Linked DNA regions of Homo sapiens: region 1 is linked to region 2. A link is a contact called in ENCODE Hi-C data. All regions are on one chromosome and are shown on one strand. The core of a region is the stretch at or near the end of the contact, and the rest is flanking DNA. Distances in the headings are between cores, read along the strand shown.

Region 1 (3,232 bases), core at 589-3,088, 3.2 Mb before region 2:
TGGCTAACGCAGGAGGATCATTTGAGGCCAGGAACTCGAGACCAGCCTGGGCAACACAGCGAGACCTCCTCTCTACATAAAATAAAATAAAATAGCTGGGCGTGGTGGCACGCGCCTTTGGTCCCAGCTACTCAGGAGGCTAAGGTGGGAGACTCACTTGAGGCCAGGAGGTCGAAGTTGCAGTGAGCCGAGATCACGCCACTGCACTCCAGCCTGGGTGATAGAGCGAGACCCTGACTCCAAAAAAAAAAAAAAAACGATATTGTGTGTTTTTTGTTCCAGGATTTTCTGGTCTGTAAAACCACCTGGGGCCAGGCACAGTGGCTCACGCTTGTAATCCCAGATCTTTGGAAGGCCGAGGCGGGCGGATCACCTGGGGTCAGGAGTTTGAGACCAGCTTGGCCAACACGGTGAAACCTGGTCTCTACTAAAAATACAAAAAATTAGCCGGACGTGGTGGCGCACATCTGTAATCCCAGCTACTGTGGAGGCTGAGGCAGGAGAATCGCCTGAACCCAAGTTTGCAGTGAGCCGAGATCACGCCATTGCCCTCCAGCCTGGGCGACAGAGTGAGACCCTGTCTCAAAAACAAAAACAAAAACAAACAAACAAAAACAAAGAAAGAAAAAGAAAAAAGAAAATAAAAAAACACACTGGGAGTGGGCATTATTATGTCCGTTTTACAGCTGAAGAATCCAAGGCTCCTAGAGGTTCCCCGACGCCGCACGCCGGGGAGTCGGCAGCGCGAGCTCCCAGCCAGACCTAGCGCCTCTGGGCTGTGCTCCTGTTGCTTCCCGCAAACCGCGGTCCTGGCGAGGCCTGGGCGTGGAGCGCGGCTGCCGCAGACTCCCTGGGAAGACATGGAGTCAGGGTGCTTAGGGGTTTTTAGGCTCCTGCTCGCCTAGTGGCTGGCTTTCTCCCGGCTGAGAAGCGTCTCTGGGTTCCCAGAAAGGTACCCGAGCTGTTAGAAAAGAGGAGACCCTGGGCCGGGCGCAGTGGCTCACGCCTGTAATCCCAACACTTTGGGAGGCCGAGGCGGGCGGATCACAAGGTCAGGAGATCGAGACCAGCCTGGCCAACAGGGTGAAACCCCGTCTCTACTAAAATACAAAAATTAGCTGGGCGTGGTGGCGGGCGCCTGTAACCCCAGCTACTCGGGAGGCTGCGGCAGGAGAATCGCTTGAACCAGGGCAGTGAGCCGAGATCCCGCCACTGCACTCCAGCCTGGCGACAGAGCGAGACTTTGTCTCAAAAAACAAAACAAAACAAAACAAAACAAAAGAAATAAAAAGAAAAGAAATAAAAGAGGAGACCCTGGCCGGGCTCGGTGGCTCACGTCTATAATCCCAGCACTTTGGGAGGTCGAGGCGGGCGAATCACGAGGTCAGGAGCTCGAGACCAGCCTGGCCAATATGGTGACACCCCGTCTCTACTAAAAATACAAAAATTAGCCGGGTGTGGTGGTGCATGCCTGTAATCCCAGCTACTCGGGAGGCTGAGGCAGAAGAATCGCTTGAACCCGGGAGGCAGAGGTTGTAGTGAGCCGAGATCGCGCCACTGCACTCCACCCTGGGCGACAGAGCGAGACTTCGTCTCAAAAAGAAAAGAAAAAGAAAGGAGGAGACCCAGGGTATGAGCGGAGGAGGCCGGCGCTGCCGGGACCACGCGCGTGCGGTAAACGGTCCCAGAGGCCCGGGCCCCGGCGGCTGCGCCGAGTCCCCGCCCCTCCCTGCTCCGTAGGGGTAGGAGGGGGCCGGCGGAGTTTCCCTCCCCGCCCAGCGGCCCTGGGCGGGCTTTTCGGCTGCTTCTCATAAGCAGGTGGTTTCGTTTCTCCGGCACAGGTAGGTTTCTCTGGCACCGATTCGGGGCCTGCCCGGACTTCGCCGCACGCTGCAGAACCTCGCCCAGCGCCCACCATGCCCCGGCAGCTCAGCGCGGCGGCCGCGCTCTTCGCGTCCCTGGCCGGTGAGTGGCCCTCAGCGCTTCCCGCGGTGGCCCTGACGTGTCGGTCCCCTTTCATCTAAACGCACTCTGGAGTCCCGGGCGCCACAGGACGGGCTGCGGGTAGGGAGGTGTGGCGCGTCCAAGGGCTTCCCAGCTGGAACTTGTTTTCCGTGAGTTACTCAGAGCAGGTGTCAACCCCAAAGACAGTGACACTGTCCCTCGCTTCCAAAAGGGTTCTGGACACCTTCTCAGGGAGAGTTTGTAGAGGTCACTCGGATTTAAGAGATGGAGACCTGAGCTAGGGTTTAGGAATGGGAGTCTTGGCTTTGTTATCCGGGAAAAGCGCTCCTGTCTTGCTTTTCCTTGCATCAGATGTGGTCTGACAGATTGTGCCATTTCAGAAAGGTGTAGGAAGAGTGTCAAAGACTTTTTTTTTTTTAAATGATCATTGTACTTCCCATCCCAGATGCCGTCTGGGACGCTGAGTTTATGATTATTTTATGATCCGACCCTCCGCTTTCTCCAGAGCTTTTCCCCCTAGACATTGAGTCCTCGGGTGCTGTGGTGTTGTCCCTGTGATGAAGTTTCCTGGTTACTCGAACGTCATGAGAGAACTGTCTCCGTCCCTACCGCCCGGCTAACATGCTCAAGCAGGGGGCGCGGTGGCCCTTGCTTGTAACATGAATGCTAGGAATGTTAGGGAAGAGGTGAGAAGGGTCGTGCCAGCTGCCCTTGCCTAGGCAGTTCTCCCCTGCGCCACACTTTCACACTTACAGTTTCAGGTTCTTTTAGGGGACAGAAGAGGAAGTCATCATCACGCTCCACAGGGCAAGCTATTAAAAAAGCAAAACAATCTCAGCCTAGCGGTAACCCACAGTGACCTGTATGTGAGCGCTCCTTGAATGGATGGATAGGCTCAGAAACACAATGGTATTGACAGGCCAGGCGTGGTGGCTCACACCTGCAATCCCAGCACTTTGGGAGGCTGAGGCCGGCGGATCACTTGAGGTCAGGAGTTCGAGACTAGCCTGGCCACCGGTGAAACCCCGCCTCTACTAAAAATACAGAAATTAGCCGGGCATGGTTGTGGGCGCCTGTAATCCCAGGTACTCGGGAGACTGAGGCAGGAGAATCACTTGAACCCAAGAGGCGGAGGTTGCAGTAAGCCAAGATCATGCCACTGCACTCCAACCTAGGTAACAGTGAGACTCTGTCTCAAAAAAAATAAATAAATAAAAATAAAAATACAGTGAGTATTGACAAATGCAAGGGCAAGTGGAGAGAAAAT
Region 2 (3,102 bases), core at 129-2,628:
TGGAAAAATGTATTGCTGTTAAGTCATTTTCAAATAGCCCATGTTTTCTTTCTTTTTAATCTAATAGGGAGAAGTGCTGGCACAATGTTTAGTCAGTGAGAAAACAAATGCATAATTGAAATGACATGAGCTGACAGGTTGAGTGTAAAAATGATGTTATATATGAAAGTAACAGTCAGAGACAGTAGTACTTAAAATTAGACTCAGCCATTTGGTAGAGAAATTGAAAAGAAACCTATTCAGCCTTTTATTGTGGAAGGAGTGTTGCCGTACTTATTTATTTTTGCTGTTGATTTTTAAGTAGGTTCATCTGATCAAAATAAGAACTGTAAATATTAGATCTGGAAGGAATTTCAGAAGATAATCTAATCCAGTGGATTAAAAAATTAAAAATTCCATCCCATGGAACCCATTTCTAGTCACCTTAATAGGGGAAGGAGTGTGTATGATTATGGTGATAGCACTTAAGGAACAACTTAGGTGTATAGATAAACTTTGATGAAAAGATATTGTTCTAAGAAGCTTAATCATATTACTTGTTATAATCAAAATAAGTTAAGCAAGTCTTGGAGTAAAAAGGTAACTTGACTGGGTTCACCAGGTTACTTCACATCACAGGCAATATTTGAACTTGGGATCTGCAGCCTCTAGTCTTGAGTTCATTCAGCCACTCCTGTAACTGCCTTTCTAAATTATGATACTTCCTCTCCTTTCTTCCAAATGTCCCATGTTGGTAAGATAAGCATAGTAATCAAACCAGAATAGTCATTTGAGAAAAGTGTGTATTTCAAGTGCACAGCTAAAAGTCTATTTGTCTGATAGATTTTTATAAAAAGATGTTTATATTAGATACCTCCTAACTCTTCATAAAATGGTTCTCACAAACTTTGTGACATCTTCCCAGTATCCATCAGGGTATAGATATTAAAGATTTTTAAAGTAAACTTTGAAATCTCCTAAACTACTCTGGGATTAACAAAGTGTTTCCTCCCTGTTGACACAGATGGTTTTTCTACAGCTCATCTCTCAGGGCCTCTCCACCTGGTTCAGTTTATCATCTCCCCCTCAACTGGCCATGGTGATTGTGAACCGTATCGACAGTTCAGCTTTCAGGCCCATCCGTTTTGAAGTCAGCTGCCAGTGCTTTTGTCTAATGAACCATGCAGGTGAACTCGGTGATTACTGATTGAATCAGCGTCTATTGTCAGAAGGGCTTTGAAAACCAGTTGTGAGTGGAAATATTTGTCCCTCAATGATTTATGTTATAAATTCAATTTTATCACTTATAATAAAAATGACAAAGGATCAGGAAGACCATACAAAATATTTTTCTTATTTTCATATTTAAACAACAGGGAGAGTTTACAGAGTAAAGTTCCCTTTTTCTCTTCGACTTTGGACTGAGATGCCCACGCTCTGCCATTGCCCCGACCTTGTCATTCTGTGGTTGCGCTTTTACTTCTCTCCATCCAGACTTTACAGTGCATGTCTTTTCTTCTCTGCTCAGCACCACTCTCTGATCCCTGCCTCTGGAACGTGTCTCTTATTCTGACACTGCATATATAAGGTTTGACAGAAATGCAGTTCTTGCAAACCTGTTTTTTTTTTTATGCTCCATTGCTTTCTTCCTTTTCTCCAAAACAACTCTAGAATTCTGTCATTTCCATTTTTGGTTTAATTTTTCACATGGTTTACCCCCAGTTGAAATGGGTACCACTTCCTTCCTGTCTTGTGATCTAGGAAACACACACACACACACACACACACACACATACACATACACAAGTGATCATTCAATACAATTGTTATTTATTCCTCATCGTATTTTTTGGCCAAATGATCTCATTCTTGAAATATATGAATAAGTAACTTATTAAAGAAATGGAAATGGTGAGAGAATGTACCATCCAGGCTTTGTGCTGGATGTTCTGAATAGAAAAAACATTCATTCATCACTTTGTTTTCTAACAAAATTATCTCATTTGTATAATTTGTGAATAATTAACTAATTTTGTTGTAGAAAAACACTAAGCATAGAAGTTGTTTTCTTCCAGTCAAGGGTTGTTCAGTTATCACTTCCCTGCATTCTCAGCTTCTCTCTTTAAACTTTAAATGTGTCCCCAAAATTGACACATGAAATTTTATGAACTATTGGAGTAGTCCCTGAAAAAAATGAGCTATGTTGCATAAGTTGATGGATTTCATTAATCAAATCATTTACTACAAGATAAAACATATTGAGCTCATAAACAGGTTAGATATTGTTAAATTTTTAAGCTAAAAATGTAAAACCTTGTAAACTTTGCATTTTTTAAAAAAGGAAGCAACTTGTTTTTGTCTAGATGAATGAGCCATTTTAATTTTGCATCCAGACTCCAAGGAACTTGAGTTAAAATCATACCCTTGGATCAGGACTTTTATGAACAACAGTAGCAATACCCCATGGACCCCAACACTGCTTAGCTTACTGGTGAGCACCCAATACATAGTGAGAACTAATGTTTCCCACTGTCTCCCAAATAAAATGCAAACTCCTCCACTGGGCTTGCAGGCTGTCCATTGTCATCCAGCCCCTAACTACCTCATTGTGCTTATCTAATGCCCCCTCAACTTCATGCCCCATTCATACTGAACACCTTGAAGCATCGAGTGTTTGATGTTCTTCCTCCCTTCACACTTTGCTCTTGCTCTTCCTTCTGCCTATGTGTAAGAATATAACATATATCACAAATATTTTGGCATATCTGCTAGAAGTAGAGGATATAGATTGCAAGGAAGGAGACCTCCTCATAGTTCTGACCAAGGCTGGCCCCTTGGAGAATCCAAATGGTAAGAGAACAAAGAGGGAAAGAGCAAGTCCCCCTAGGTTCTGTAGATGGACAGACTTCTTCAGCTTTACAAATATAAGGGAGAAATGAGAAAAAAAATAAGCAAAACATAAAGCCTGCTCTTGAAAAGAAGAGGCAGAAAATGGAGAAACAGAAAAATCTGAGACTCTATTACTTGGAGAAATTTATTATGTAAACAATTTTGCTATATATATTCTAGGCATAGTTTTGGAGGAAAACACATAGTTACACTGAGTACAGTAATACCTGCTAT

The links. Hi-C counts contacts between places; a loop is a spot of excess contacts on that map. Pooled maps may share reads with other maps.
Region 1: a loop to region 2 is called in a map with no recorded cell type, with 14 times the contacts of the local background. The contact joins the promoter of LAMP3 here to the enhancer-like site in region 2. A Hi-C loop is called at or near these places in 2 of 37 single-sample maps with no recorded cell type and 4 of 50 pooled maps.

Annotation. Positions count from the first base shown.
Region 1 is chr3:183,161,340-183,164,571 of GRCh38, reverse strand. It overlaps LAMP3 (lysosomal associated membrane protein 3), which reads left to right and starts at 1,838. Exons shown (of 6, transcript NM_014398.4): 1 at 1,838-1,965. The coding sequence starts at 1,917. RefSeq lists a silencer at 1,628-1,837 and an enhancer at 2,450-2,659.
Region 2 is chr3:179,959,872-179,962,973 of GRCh38, reverse strand. All of the region lies in intron 2 of PEX5L (peroxisomal biogenesis factor 5 like), which reads left to right. The region is part of intron 1 of LOC124909463 (a long non-coding RNA gene); the gene reads right to left. Among named protein-coding and RNA genes, the nearest start is that of PEX5L-AS2, 63 kb to the right of the region's middle. RefSeq lists a silencer at 1,011-1,060. Within about 2 kb of position 1,378, at least 2 of the 41 ENCODE cell types and tissues checked have a DNase peak (open chromatin) inside an H3K27ac peak, as active enhancers do.